2 separate regions of the Homo sapiens genome follow, and region 1 is linked to region 2. Evidence: read pairs that join two places in POLR2A ChIA-PET (ENCODE). Cell type or tissue: OCI-LY7. All regions are shown on one strand.

Region 1 (8,000 bases), 140 kb after region 2:
GTGAAAATTTGCTTTAAGAAAACATCACATTTCATTGTTGAAATAGATGAGTATGGAATTTAATTTAAAAAAAGCAAAATGTATAGTTTTTACACTCCCCATGGCCCCCACTTTGAAACACATCATGTCCATCTAAGGCAGTATTTGAGCTTACCAGGATTCTTTAGCATATCACAAATATAAATATGAATATTTTATAGGCCTTTGTAACTTTTAATGACATTTGCAAAGTCATGTTATTTGTAAAGTGTTTAATGACAATATTTGTTGACACTTTTAAAAAAAAGTAGATTTTTAAGAACTTACACATATTATCAACTTAAAAAAACCAAATGGAGGATTTGTCACCAAGGGGACCAACTCAGTGCAGTCAGTACTGCAGGTGTCCAAACCCACACCAAGTCCCCATGTACCATGAATGCAGCTTCCAAAGAATCATGGTAGGCTTTTCTAATTGTTGAGATTTATTTTAATGTGATACTTGATTGGAAGAGTGTTCAGCTCTTTTGGTCATTTTTTGTTTTTATTTAAAAAATTAGTTGCAACCATATTTATAAAGCAACCTTGACCAAATGTTTTTCTAATAGGTGTTTCATCTCTCTCTCTCTCTCTTTCTTTCCATCCTTCCTTTTTTTTTTTTTGCGCCAAGGTTTCACTCTGTCACCCAAACTGGAGTGCAGTGTGTTTTCTGCTCACTGCAGTCTCCACCTCCCAGGCTCAAGCTATCCTCCTGCCTTAGCCTCCTGAGAGTAGCTGGGACTAACTGACTTTTTGTATTTCTTTGTAGAAACTGGGTTTCCTCATGTTGCTCAGGCTGGTCTCGAACTCCTGAGTTCAAGCAACCCACCTGCCTTGGCCTCACAGAGTGCTAGGATTACAGGTGTGAGCCACCGTGCCTGGCCTAGGTGTTTAATCTTTTATGCAGTCCTGTAACTTACCTTGAAATGTGCCTAAAGCAGCTTTTATATGTTTGATTATACTTCTCTTTGTATTGCCTGTAGCCGAAAAGAATTCCATTTATTTTCTTTTGACATTTCTGTGGTTAGTTTTTAAATGTTGCTGCAAGAGTGATGGTTAAGTACAATTATTTTTCAGACTTCTCACCCTAAGTTTTACATTCTGTTTGGCAAATTCACATGGCTGGAACCCACATTTTATCTAAGTATTAATTCAGCACTATTACAGCAAGCTAAAGAATTTTGTAAGAACCAAACTGATTGTGATTTTGTAAGCATTTCTTTACTTCTGTTTTATGTAGGCTCAGTCTTTTGTTGATGATGTTCATTTTCACTTAAATCCTGTCAAAGGCAAAAGGTTTAGGATTTTGTCTTTTACATTTGAACAGCTGTTTCTTTTGGATGCATCCTGGGAGACTCTTGTTTATTTCTCTGGCTACCTCTCATCTGTTTTAAGAAGTCATGAAAAACTCTGTCAGCGTTTTTCTTGCCAGTTTACCTCTTGGGAATATCACACTTCATTTATTTCCCACAGATTTGGGGGAAAAACTCACTTTAGTGCCACTAATTTATTTTTTATCTGGTTGTGACATTCAGATTTTTAGATTTTTATGGTTCTGAAAATTGCTAATTCAGTTCAGCTGCAGAGATTAGCATGTGTCAGTAAATTTTAGGATGAGAAACAGAACAGGTAAGTTTTAAGAATAATGAAGAAATTGTGCAGTTTGACTCTTCAATTTAAAGTGCTTGTGATAGTTCCTGCAAAAATGTATATGTGATTCAGAGCGTGTTGTGGGGGAAGTGAGCAGACAGAACTCTGAGGGAAAGCTCAGCAGAGAGGTTAAGTACCATAGTAGACATGTATAATATTGTCTTGAGTTTAGTCAGGCAAATGGGTATATATGTCTTTTCAGATTTATTGTAGTGGACGGGAGCATGCTGATTGCTGGGAGAGAAATGAGAAGACAAGCTTGATTCAGGACTGTTTTTATAAGGGATCAAATGAAAAAATTTACTTAAAAGTCACAAACTATAAAATGTAGTGTACAAAGGCTAGCTATCTTTATAGAACTAAGAACTGTGAATTTCAGTGACTCAGCAATCAATAAAAAGTCAATAACACACACATCTTGTAGATGATGGTCATTTTAAATTTTCTCAATGAATAGTAAAGAGAGATTAACTTAGTTATATTTAAAGCAAATAGAATCAATTAAGTATAAAGAATGAATATTATAAATTGATATATAGAACGACTATTAGAAAATAAAAATGTTGGGCTGGGTGAGGTGGCTCTTGCTTATAATCCCAGCACTTTGGGAGGCTGAGGTGGGCAGTTCACTTGCGCTCAGGAGTTTCAGACCAGTCTGGGCAATGTGGGGAAACCCCATCTCTACAAAAATTAGCCGGGTATGGCGGCGTGGGCCTCTCGTCTCACCTGATTGGGAGGCTAAAGTGGGAGCATCCCCTGAGTCCAGAAGGTCAAGGCTGCAGTGAGCCATGCTTGTGCCACTGCACTCCAGCTTTGGCGGCAGAGTGAGACCCTGTCTCCAAAAAAAAAAAAAAGAAAAGAAAAGAAATTTGTTATAATTTACTCACTAAACCAACAAACTTTTTTTCTCAGTGCATACATTTATTTACGTTTTTTTCCCTCTAATGTCTAGTCATGCTTATAATGTAACACGAAGGGCTAAGTCTGATTTCCAAGCTTTTCATCAGTTGATGGACCCTTTTCTCTGTGAAGAATGATGAACTCTCAAGCTATCTAAATTCTGTCTCCCTTGTGTGTGTGTTCTCTGTAAAGTAGTTTGTTTCATAGAAAACCCCTAAGTAGGTGACATATTGCAGAAACCATGTTGCCAACATTTTGTTATACTTTTCATGTAAAACATATTTCCATTTCTCTTCACTGCCAGTGTTTCTCCAGTTTCAAGTACTACACTATATTATTCAAAATTCTGTTTATTACTCCACATCTTACTACTCTTAATCACCATGAAAATTGCCCATCTTCTTTTATAGTTCAGTTTCAAATTTTCACATGCCTGTTTAGTGCAGTTGTCATAGTCTTAGTAAGAAATAAATTACACTAAACTATTTCAAATGGAGAGGATTTTTAATACATGAATTTGTTATACTGGCTGAATGATTAATAAGGGGGATGCTGAGGCTGGGCATTGTGGTTCACACCTGTAATCCTAGCACTTTGGGAGCCTGAGGTGGAAGGATAGCTTGAGCCCAAGAGTTCGAGATGAGCCTGGGCAACATAGTGAGACTTGGTCTCTACAAAAAATAAAAATAAAAAGGAGGATGCGGAGGTAATCTAGAGATTAATAACTGCAGAAAGCAGCTGACATCCCTGAGAGAAAGTCAGGAAAGGGGAAATACAAAGTAAATGTGATAAGACATCTGGACTGTGAAACATATTCATAACTGTTAAAATTAAAATGTAGTCGAATTAAATTTAAAGGAGTTTAATTGAGCAGTGAATGACTGGTGCAGGCATCCCCCAGAATCACGGCAAATTCATAGAGACTCTAGGGGTACCTTCTGATCAGAACAAATTTATAGACCAAAAAAAGGGAAAGTGTTAAAAAAAAAAATCAGAAGTGAGGTACAGAAACACCTGAATTGGTTACAGGGTGACGTTTGCCTTGTTTGAACACTCAGCAGTCTATGATTGGTTGAAGTATGGCTGCTGGGATTGGCCAAGACTCAGCTGTTTTTACAGCTGCATACTCTTTAGGTTTTCAGTCTTGTCTGCCTTTTAAGCTGAGTTAGGGTTCATCCACAGGGACTCAGATTTAAAAGTACGGAGTCCTTCTCAGACCATATTTAGTTCGCTTTAACAGAACTGTAATAACAACACAGTTAAATTATCTCAATTCATTGGTCAAATCTCAACTCAAATTGGTCAAAAACCAAAATCTAGGAATATGCATTTAAACTTGACACAGAAAGATTAAAAACATTCCTCTAGACTGCCTTCCCACCCCTTCAGATACCAGCCATACGTCCCGGCCTCTGGAACTTTTGACTGACTGGCTTCAATTTGGGGATCTCATGATCCCCTCTTTGGGTTTGATAAATTTGCTGGAGCAGCTTACAGATCTCAGGAAAACATGTTTACTTGTTTATTATAAAGGATATCACAAAGGATACAGTTGAAGAGATGCCTATGGTAAGGTATGGGGGAAGGGGCACAGAGCTTCTCTGCCCTTCCTTGGTGCACCACCCTCCAGCAACTTCCATGTGTTTGGTTACGTAGAAGCTCACTTAACCGTGTCCTAGGTTTTTTGGAGACTTCATTATGTGCATGATTGGTTAAACTGTTGGCCACTGGTGATCAACTTGACCTTTAGCCCCTCTCCTTCCCCTGAGGTTGGGGGTCCGACTGAAAGTCCCAACCCTCTAATCATGCCCTTGTGATGATCAACTCTAGCTGTCAGTCAACATTAGCATACAAAAAGACAGACGTTGGCGATTCTAAGGTTTTTAGAAGTTGTGTGACAGGAATCAGGATGAAGACCAAATATGTATTTCATAATATCACTGTGGTGGTGTCAGAAACTTTACATGCTGAGGTGTGAGCAGAGAGAGTGTATCTATAAAATGTTTGCATGTCACTAACGATTATTGATTTAGAACATCTTTTAAAGTGCTTATTGGCCATTTGTCTATTTTTGGAGAAATGTCTATTCAAAGCCCTTTGCCCATTTTTTAATTGGGTTGCTTCTTTCGTTGTTGTTGAGTTGTAGGAGTTCTTTATATGTTCTGGATATCAATTCCTTATCAGTTATGTGATTTATATATATTTTATCCTATCCTGTCAGGTGCCTTTTCACTTTGTTGATAGTGTTCTTTACAGAAAGTTTTTAATTTTTGGATTTTTTTGAGACAGGTCTCATTCTGTACACCAGTCTGGAGTTCAGGGTGTTGGAAATAACTCACTGTAGCTTCCGTCTCTGGGATACAAGGGATCCCCCCAGCTTATCCTCCCAAGTAGCTGGGACGACAGGCATGTGCCACCATGCCTCGCTCACAAGTTTTTAATTTTGATAAAGTCTAATTTATCTTTTGTTGTCTGTGCTTTTGGTGTCATATCTAAGAAAACATTGCCAAATTTGATGTTCTGAAAGTTTCCCCCTATGTTCCTTTGTTGGAATTGTATACTTTTAGCTCTTACATTTAGATCTATGATTCATTTTAAAAATTTTGTTTTTCTGTGTTCTCTCACAGAATGGAACTATGATTCATTTGATTTAATTTTTATGTATGGTTTAAGATAAAGGCCTGGCTTCGTTTTTTTGGCATGTGGCTATCCAGTTTTTCTAGCACCATTGGTTGAAAAGACTGTCCTTTACCCGTTGAATAGTCTTGGCACCTTTGTCAAAAATCATTTGACCACGTATGTGAAGGTTTATTTCCGGGCTCTTTTCTTTTCATTGCTCTGTATGTCTGTCTGTATGCCAGTACCATACTGACTTGATTCTTGTAGCTTTGTAGTAAGTTTTGAAATCCAGGTTTGAGACGTTTAGGTTTGTCCTCCTTTTTCGAGATTGTTTTGGCTATTGGGGGACCCTTGAGATTCCATATGAATTTTAGAATGGGCTTTTCTATTTTCCCAAAATTTGTTTTTGGGATTTTTATAGGATTCTGTGTATTTAAAAAAAAATATGTTTCATAATGGACACAACATTCTTTTTCTAAGTAGGTGAAGAAAGCATCATTGCTTGAGAGTGGAATTAAGATGTAGTATTCACCTTAATAAAGAACTTATACATAACTTTTATAGACACTCCCAAGAACTGGGAATGTTCTAGTTAATGATTCCCTTCGTAGGTACTTAAAAATCTAATTTGAAGTCCTAGTTCTAAGAGAAACAGAGAGAGAGAAGAAAGAAAGAAATTAGTGGAGTAGGAGGTGGTCTGAATTAGGGGTATATCAGGACCTAGAGTGAAGATTATGTCTAGTGGTCTCGTGTGACAAATGAATGAGAACTCTGGCTAGGGATGTTTTAGCTGAGATGTAGAAGAAGAAACTGACAGGAAACCAGAGACTATGTAAAGGTGGGAGAAATGAGGGGAAGAAATTAGTAGAGATAATCGTGGTGGCTATCAGTAGTAGGTCCAGAGAGGGTCCTAAATAGCAGCCATTGAAGTAGGAAGTGGAGAGCCAGCATTGCAGACATTGTAGAATACTTTTGTTGGGAATTCAGTGAACCAACAGCATCTCTTTATCAGTACACTGGTGCTTTTAGCCCACAGTCTTGGGGGAACTGGTCCTGGGATTGGAGAGAAAACTGAGTTGTCATGCTGTATAAGTAAAAGCTAAGCTTTGAATAGTATAGTTGCTTTTGAGAGAACACAAGTAGCCTGTGATCAAGCTATCCTATTATGTGAGTCTATTATTGTCTTCTGAGGGGCAGAAAGCCATAGCATTTCAATGTTGAACTAATTATAAAGAGTACAAAAATGGTGATGATTTCAGTAGTGTTTCCCTGCTCCATATAGTATCACTGCTCAGAAGTGAGAAAGAGTTTGATCAGTGGTTTTCATTTCTGCCTTCCCACTTAGAATCACCTGATGCCTGGGTCCCCTTCTCCAGAGATTCTCATTTAATTGCTTGGGATGAGCCTAGGTAATGCTAATGTGCACCCAGCATTGAGACAAAGCTGTGGAACAGTGCCTTTTCCCTCCTCTAATCCCACAGCCGATTAGGAACAGTGCCTTTTGATACATATTGCCCAAATGATACTTTATAGGCTTTGTTTGCTGAGGATGGTTTTCACTGAAAGGAGCAAGATGCCCCCATTTTCAGATCTTATACAAGCAAAGTGAATTGGGCTAGTCTTAATTTAGGGAAAGTAGCTCTGGTGATTGAGAAGACATTTCTGTTCAGTAGCTAAAACAGACTGTTACAGCTTTTTTACAGATAATATGCTTTGCATCGTGGTCTGTACTCAGAAGGTTTTTACGGTATTGATTTTATATGCCAATTTATTTTGGTGATAGAACCAAATTATACCCTGCCAGGTACTATGTAATTGACTCTTCTGATTCACCCAGAATAAGAGTGGGTGTTTTTTGCTTCCATACAATCAGATACGCCTAGATTTAAAGTTATACTATAGTGTTTTCAAACTGTTAAAAGCAGCCAAACTGCTTCCCCCCATATGACGAGCAGTGCCTGATCCATAGTAAGCCCCTAAATAGTTGAATGAAAACTAGCTGTAAATGAAATTTTCCAGAAGTGTCACTTTTTGGCTGTTTGCAGTGTGGATGCTTTATTTGGCGCAATAGCTTTTTTTTTTTTTTTTCCTTTTTCTGACTGGTACTGTTAATTTTGTACAGTTCAGTAAAAGTTTACCAGTACAAGCTTAACTTAAAAAGAGCCAAATACTCTAAGCCACCCTTAGAGACCTTATTCTGTGAGGGTCTGGGAATCTTAATATTCCAGCTGTTCTGTCATTGTGAATCAAATAATTAAGACTTAATTGCTAAGCTGGAAAAGTCTTTTTTAGGATGCCATGACAGAGATTTAGGTCTTTTAAACCAGTTCAGTACTATACTGAATAGAGAATTTCTTACTTTTTCTGAGTAGGTGATCTCATTGTTTAGTATGAATATTTCTAGAATGTAACTCATAAATAAGCTTTTATTTTATTATTTTTTTAGAGGTGGAGTCTCACTCTGTCTCTAGGTTGGAGTGCAGTGGCACGATCTTGGCTCATTGCAACCTCTACCTCCTGGGCTCAAACCATCCTCCCACCTCAGCCTCTCAAGTAGCTAAGACTATAGGTGCATGCCACCACACCTGGCTAATTTTTGTATTTTTTTGTAGAGACGGGGTTTTGCCATGTTGCCCAGGCTGGCCTTGACCTCCTGAGCTCAAGCAATCCACCTGCCTCAGCCTCCCAAAGTGTTGGGATTACAGGTGTGAGCCACTGCGCCCAGCCCACAAATAAGCATTTATATAGAGACATGGTATGGTGGCTAGGTATAAAGAAATACCATCTCTGTGTAACTGATTTTAAATATTAAG
Region 2 (8,000 bases):
CTTCCTATGTGCCAGGTACTAGGCTACATAAGCTTTTTATTAATATAGTGCGATAGAATCACAAGAAAATAATGTCTCAGCACAAAAGTAGCAGGGGGAGCGGGACAATTAAGTCTGTCTAGCTGGGAGGAGGGAACCTAGGAAAGTTTGTCTCAGATGCCACCTGAACTAGATTTTGTTTTGTTTTGTTTTTTGAGATGGAGTCTCACTCTGTCACCCAGGCTGGAGTGCAGCGGCGCCATCTCGGCTCACTGCAACCTCTGCCTCCTGGGTTCAAGCGATTCTCCTGCCTCAGCCTCCTAAGTAGCTGGGATTATAGGCTCCCACCACCACACCCAGCTAATTTTTTTTGTATTTTTAGTGAGATGGGGTTTCACCATGTTGGCCAGGCTGGTTTAGAAATCCTGACCTCGGGTGATCCACCCACCTTGGTCTCCCAAAGTGCTGGGATTATAGGTGTGAGCCACTGCGTCTGGCCTTGAGCTAGGTTTTAAAGGATAAATTGGAACTTCTAGGCAAGCCAGGAGCAGGAGATACTCTAGCTGGAGGGAATAGCAAATGGAAAGACTCAGAGACATGAAAATCCATGGCTGTTCTGGGTGCATGTCAGTGGGAGAGGGCTGGGAACTGAGGCTGCAGAGATTGGCAAGAGCCAGAAGTGATGGGGCAGCAGGTGCCCAGCTGAAGAGGCTGGACTCTATCCAATATCCACATACCCTGCATGAAAGGTGAGAACCAAGCATCTTCTTCATCTTCTTTATTCAAGTAGAAGAAAAGGCATGCAATGAAGGTGGAAAAAACAAGGAGAGAAGGATTGCCAAATTTGGGAAACCGAAAAATGTTCATCTGCAGAATTAATTCTAAATCACTGCTATTTTCACTCTCCTGCTGGTGGGAAAAGGCAGAGCATAGCAACGCTTCAGTCTCTTTCCAGGTGTCTGGAGTATGGGCAGGCCAGGCCAGGCTGGCAGGCTGGCTCCCACAGAGATCACTGGAGCCAGCCTGGTGCTTGACGCCAGCTGTGGGCATCTGGAAATCCAGCTTCCTCTTCTAGTCATTAGATAGGAGGTAAATCAGTGTCCAAGGTTTTCTCAAGGCAGCAAGCTTGGCAGGATATTTAAATGGCATCAGGTTCAACCAGGGCCAGGGGAAGGCTGTGCCACCCAGGGTAGAAGAATGTGGTTTCCAGATTCAAGATGAGAAGTGCGGGTGAGTGGGTGAAGCCCCTTGGCTTAGAGACTGCTGGAGGCCTGTTAGGCATGTATTAGAGACCTTCACTGAGCCAGGCTTGGTGGAGGTGCATGTCGATTTCAGCAACGGGGTAGCTTAGTGGATTTGGTGTATGTGAGGGTTGTGCTAATAAGGCCTGGCATCAGCAAGGTCTAAGGCTGCCTTGCCCCAGGTCCAGCGGCTTCCTCCTGAACATGCTGGGTGATTAGCCAGAGGAAAAAATGAAGCCCCTGCCATGGCTCACCTCCTACATGCAGGTATTATTAACACACAGAGCCTGATTAATGAGTTAAGGCATGTCAAGAGCTTTGCCTAATGCCTGGCACATAATGAGTGCTCAGTCAACGTTAGTTGTTGTTTTTATCGGACAGACACACTAGTGGTTGGTTTCAGCTTGCTAGCTTACAGCCCTCACAATAACCCTTGGAAGTAGTAGAAATTAATAGAGTTTTTAATATGTTTTGTTTGTTTGTTGAGACAGGGTCTCACTCTGTCACCTAGGCTGGCTGAAGTGCAATGGGGTAACCAGAGCTCACTGCAGCCTTGATCTCTCAGGCTCAAGCAATCCTCCCACCTCAGTCTCCTGAGTAGCTAGGACTACAGGTGCACACCATCATGCCCGGCTAATTCTTACAATTTTTAGTAAAGATGAGTCCAGGCTGGTCTTGAACTCCTGAGCTCAAGTGATCTTCCTACCTTGGCCTCCCAAAGTGCTGGGATTATAGGTGTGAGCACTGTGCCTGGCCAAAATTTGTGTTTTTGCAATTTAGTGAACTGAGGCACAGTGCCTCAAGGACACACAGATAAAAGTGGCAGAGCTGGAAAGAACTTCTACAACTCAATAATAGCAACAACAAAATAAACAACCTGATTAAAAAAATGGGCAAAGAGGCCAGGCACGGTGGCTCACGCCTGTAATCCCAGCACTTTGGGAGGCTGAGGCGGTCGGATCACTTGAGGTCAGGAGTTCAAGACCAGCCTGGCCAATATAGTGAAACCCCCATCTCTACTAAAAATACAAAAATTAGCTAGGTGTGGTGGCAGATGCCTGTAATCCCAGCTACTTGGGAGGCTGAGGCATGAGAATCACTTGAACCTGGGAGGCAGAGGTTGCGGTGAGCCGAGATTGTGCCATTGCACTCCATCCTGGGCAACAGAGAGAGAGAGTCCGTAAAAAAAAAAAAAGAAAGAAAAAGAACCTGAATGGTCATTAAAAACACAAAAAGATGTTCAACATCACCAATGATTAGGGAAATGCAAATCAAAACCACAAAGAGATATCACTTCACAACCATTCAGATGGCTACTATATATTAATTTTTTTTTTTTTTGAGACAGAGTTTCGCTCTTGGCTGGAGTGCAGTGGTGCAATCTTGGCTCACTGCAACTTCTGCCTCTCGGGTTCAAGCGATTCTCCTGCCTCAGCCTCCCGAGTAGCTGGGTCTACAGGCATGCGCCACCATGCCCGGCTAATTTTGTATTTTTAGTAGAGACAGAGTTTCTCCATTTTGGTCAGGCTGGTCTTGAACTCCCGACCTCGGGTGATCCACCCGCCTCAGCCTCCCTAAGTGCTGGGATTACAGGCATGAGCCACCGTGCCCAGCCTATTATGTATTAATACTATATATTATAACTATTCAGATGGCTCATGCCTGTAATCCTAGCACTTTGGGAGGCCGAGGCGGGTGGATCACTTGAGGTCAGTAGTTCGAGACCAGCCTGGCCAACATGGTGAAACCCCGTCTCTACTAAAAATACAAATATTAGCCGGGCATGGTGGCACGTGCCTATAATCCCAGTTACTCGGGAAGCTGAGGCAGGAGAATTGCTTGAACCCAGCAGGCGGAGGTTGCAGTGAGCCAAGATCGCATCATTGCACTCCAGCCGAGGGGACAAGAGCAAAACTCCGTCTCGAAAAAAAAAAAAAAAAAAAGCAAAACAAAACAAACAGAAAATAACAAGTGTTGGTGAGGATGTGGAGAAATTCGAACCCTTGTGCCTTGCTGGTAGAGATGATGTAAGATGGTACAGCTGCTACGGAAAACAGTATGGTGGTTCCTCAGAAGGTTAAATATAGAATTACCATATGATCCAGCAATCCAATTTCTAGGCATATACCCCAAAGAATTGAAAGCAGGAATCCAAACAGGTATGTGTACACCTATATTCATAGCAGCATTATTTGCAATAGCCAAAAGGTGGAAACAACTCAAATCTCCCCTGGTGTATGAATGGATAAACAAAATGTGGTATATCCATACCATGGAATATTATTCAGCCCTAAAAAGAAATATATATATATTTTATTTTTATTTTTATTTTTTATTTTTAAGAGACAGGAATTAGCTGGGCATGGTGGTGGGCGCTTGTAATCCCAGCTACTTGGGAGGCTGAGGTAGGAGAATCACTTGAACCCGGGAGGTGGAGGTTGCAGTGAGCTAAGATCGCGCCATTGCACTCCAGCCTGGGCAACAAGAGTGAAACTCTGTTTCAAAAAATAAATAAATGAATGAATAAATAAAATAAAATAGAATAAAAGAGACAGGGTCTTGCTCTGTTGCCCGGGCTGGAGTGTAGTGGTGCTGTCAGTTCATTACAGCCTTGAACTCCTGGGATCAGGCAATCCTCCTGCCTCAGTTCCCTAAGTAGCTGGGTTTGTAGGTGGGAGCCACTGTGCCCAGTGACGACTTTTTTTTTTTTTTAGTTGAGATACGGTCTTGCTCTGTTGCCCAGACTGAATTGCAGTGGCACAATTGCGGCTCACAGCTGGGCTCAAGTGATCCTCCAACCTCAAGTAGCTGGGACTACAGGAATGCACCAAACACACAGATACTTTTTTTTTTTTTTTTTTTTTGTAGAAATGGGGTCTTGCTATGTTGCCTAGGCTGGTCTTGAACTTCTGGGCTTAAGGCATCCTCCCACCTTGGCCTCCCAAAGTGTTAGGATTACAGGTGTGAGCTACAGCAGGATACCTGGCTGATCCCACCTTTTTTTTTTTTTTTTTTTTTTTTGAGAGACAGGGTCCCGTTCTGTCACCCAGGCTGGAGTGCAGGGGCACAATCATGGCTCACTGCAGCCTCGACCTCCTGGGCTACAGTGATCCTCCTACCTCAGTATCCCGAGTAGCTGGGACCACAGGGGCGCACCACCACTGCCTGGCTAATTTTTGTATTTTTAGTAGAGACTGGGTTTTGCCATGTTGCCCATGCTGGCCTCAAACACCTGAGCTCAAGTGATTCACCCACCTTGGCCTCCCAAAGTGTTAGGATTACAGAAGTGAGCCACTGCGCTCAGTAGGATCCTACTTCCGAATGAGAGGATAGGATCACATCGTGAGAGACACCTTAGAGAGGTCGTTCCGTCTTGGCCCTGCTGCTCACTTGCTTGAGGAAATCCTTTTCCAACTCTGTGCTCTGTGCCTAAACCAGGAGCCTGAGAAAGGTAATCCTTGAGGGTGTTTCCAGCCCGACCAGTCTCTGTAATACTTGTTAGAAATTGTGCTAAAACACACATAGCAACACTTACCATCTTAAGCATTCTATGATAATACTTTTTGCTCTCTTTTGCATCCTAATGAACCTGAACTATCTAAGGCCACTGTGGCTGGAAGGGCTGTGGTCAACTCTAGGAATTGCTGACAGCTGTAAGAATCACACGTGCTGTGGGCAAAGAGGTAGGACAGCTTGGCTCCAGAAGTGAGAGTGATGTTAAATCAAAGAAGCTGAAACTTCACCCTGAGGGGAATAGGGAAGGAAGTAAGGGTTGCTGAGCTGCCTATTGTGCCCTAGGCCCTGTTGACAGTCTCTGCAGACAAGTTCCTTTACTTCTTGTTCTAATCTGTTAGAGGCTGACTTACCTTCATTTGGCAAATGGTCCACAGAAGTTAGGAAACTTACTTAGGGTGGTACAGCTTGGTCTATAAGGTTAGAATCTGGATCTGTCTTATAGCCATAAAAGGAACCACCACCCTCACACACCACCATATATCCCTGGGCCCTAAGGCATTTGGAAGGGCCAACTGGCTCAGCTCTATGCAGATGAGCATTTGTGGCCCATCATGAACGTACTTGCATACGGGGAATGGAGCTAAATCTTTACTTTTCCTACTGGGGTTTCTCTCCTTCCTCCATGTCTATTTCAGGTGGGAGCCCCACAGTCTCTTCTTCCTTTATATTTATTTTTTAAAGACAGGGTCTTGTCTTGTAGCCCAGGCTGGAATGTAGTGGTGCAACCATAGCTTACTACAGCCTTGAACTCCTGAGCTCAAGAGATCCTCTTGCCTCAGCCTCCCAAATAGCTGGGATTATTGGTGTGTACCACCATGTTTGGCTAATTATTTATTTTATTATTTACTTATTTACTTATTTTTGAGACAGGGTCTTGTTCTGTTGCTCAGGCTGGAGTGCAGTGGTGCCATCATAGCTCACTGCAGCCTCAAACTCGTAGGCTCAAGTGATCTTCCTGCCTCAGCCTTCCCAATAGATGGGACTACAGACACGTGGCATCATACTCAGCTAATTTGTAAACTCTTTTTGTAGAGAGAGCAACTCACTAGGATGCCCAGGCTGGTCTTGAACTCCTGGTTTCAAGTGATCCTACCCCCTAGGCCTCCCAAAGCATTGAGATTACAGGTGTGGACCACAGTGCCCAGCTTCCTCCCCGCCACCTCCTTTTTTTTCTCCTCTTCCTCCTCCTTTTTCTTCTCCTCCTTCATCTTCTTTGTTTTCTCCTCCTCCTGCTTATCTTCTTCCTCCTTTTCCTCCTTCTCCTCCTTCCTTTTTTTTTTTTTTAGACGGAGTCTCGCTCTGTTGCCAGGCTGGGGTGTAGTGGCGCAATCTCAGCTCACCACAACCTCTGCCTCCCAGGTTCAAGCGATTCTCCTGCCTCAGCCTCCTGAGAAGCTGGGACTACAGGCATGTGCCACCACACCCAGCTAATTTTTGTATTTTTAGTAGAGACGGGGTTTCACCTTGTTGGCCAGGATGGTCTCAACATCTTGACCTCGTGATCCATCCACCTTGGCCTCCCTAATCCCAAAGTGCTGGGATTACAGGTGTGAGCCACCGCACCCGGCCGTCCTTCCTTTTTAATCTCTTTGGCCTCCCATCTCTATGCCTTAATTACCTTGGGTCTAGATGTATTCTCAGCAGGCCTTGGTGGACGTTTGCGTATTTCTGTGCAGAGCATCTAATGATACTCAAGTCTCTCTGGGCTAATACAAATGGCTTCTCTTGGCATAACATGGCTTGCTTTTAAAGGCCAGTCCCTCCAGGAGGAAAATGAAAGGGTCAGAGAACTCCAACTTGCCACAACATTTTGGAAAGTTTTTTATTTTTATTTTTATTTTTTTGGGGGGGGCGGGTGATGAACTTTACCCTTAGGGACTGGAAAGTTTAGATTACCAAGTCACTTTGTTCAAAAAGACTTTGTTGCCAGGACACAGCAAACCAAGGCTCATGGACTTAATTAAGAAACTAAGTAGTCCCCCTGGGTCCAATTCTCAGCTCACTGAGGCAAACAGAGCCATGATCCCACATGGTAACAAGCAACACACCATCACCCAGCTATGAGGAAATGTACAAGCTTATAAGCTGAGTCTTCATCTGTCATCTAGCTCTTTGGGAATGTTGGTCTTTGACAGAGGCTGCACTGGGCTCTGGGAACAGTAGATGGCTGGTCAAAGACACAATGCCCGTCTCGTGGGCTAGCAGGGCCTGCTCTAGGATACTCTTGCTTTTCTCTCTCCCTGTGCAGTGAGACTCAGTCTGGCCTCTTGTGTGACTCAGAACTTCTCCAGGGTAACACCAAATCTTTAGGCAATTCACGATTATTCAGTCATTCAGCAAATTTCACATCCTATTTATTGAGTACTAGATGTCAGAGATATTTTAAATGACTAAGTAATCTCTGGCCGGGCACGGTGGCTCATGACTGTAATCCTAGCACTTTGGGAGGCCGAGGCGGACAGATCACCTGAGGTTGGGAGTTTGAGACCAGCCTGACCAGCATGGAAAAACCCCGTCGCTTCTGAAAATACAAAATTAGCTGGGCGTGGTGGTGTATGCCTGTAATCCCAGCTACTTGGAAGGCTGAGGCAGGAGGATCACTTGAACCTGGGAGGTGGAGGTTGCGGTGAGCCAGAGATCGTGCCATTGCACTCCAGCCTGGGCAACTAGAGCGAAACTATGTCTCAAAAAAAAAAAAAAAAAAAAAAACAAAAAGGCTAAGTAATCTCCCTGCATAAATGAAAAAGAAATAGCTAAAACTTATCCAAGAATTACTATGAGCCAGGGACTGAGCTAAGGGTTTTGCATTTGTTTTATTAATTAATTAATTAATTTCTTGAGATGGAGTCTAGCTCTGTTGCCCAGGCTGGAGTGCAGTGGTGTAATCTCGGTTCACTGCAACCTCCACCTCCTGGGTTCAAGCGATTCTCCTGCCTCAGCCTCCAAAGTAGCTGAGATTACTGGCACCGCCACCACGCTCAGCTAATTTTTTTATTTTTAGTAGAGATGGGATTTCACTGTGTTGGCCAGGCTGGTCGCAAATTCCCGACCTCATGATCTGCCGGCCTCGGCCTCCCAGAGTGCTAGGATTACAAGCGTGAGCCACTGCGCCTGGCCACATTTGTTTTATTTTTTATGATAACTCTAGGAGGTAGAACCTCTTTATTTTACAGATAAGAAAACCAAGGCTTGGAGAAATTAAGTGCGTTCTCCAAGATCATACAGCTAATCAATGGTAGGGCTAAGAATCAAACTCAGGTCATT

The links. ChIA-PET counts read pairs that join two places held together with the same protein. Peaks named below come from ENCODE experiments on the same cell type or tissue, not always from the same donor. Only the 100,000 strongest peaks of a DNase experiment are listed, where the experiment ranks them.
Region 1: POLR2A ChIA-PET joins it to region 2 with 7 read pairs; 5 of 35 experiments call an interaction of 5 or more read pairs at or near these places.

What each region holds. Positions count from the first base shown.
Region 1 is chr1:21,036,512-21,044,511 of GRCh38, reverse strand. The region is part of intron 4 of EIF4G3 (eukaryotic translation initiation factor 4 gamma 3); the gene reads left to right. Among named protein-coding and RNA genes, the nearest start is that of MIR1256, 52 kb to the right of the region's middle. In OCI-LY7, no CTCF peak of the experiment used is centred here; no DNase peak of the experiment used is centred here.
Region 2 is chr1:21,181,408-21,189,407 of GRCh38, reverse strand. No RefSeq gene overlaps it. Among named protein-coding and RNA genes, the nearest start is that of EIF4G3, 8.5 kb to the right of the region's middle. In OCI-LY7, no CTCF peak of the experiment used is centred here; a DNase peak (open chromatin) is centred at 4,977; H3K27ac peaks cover 1,061 bases.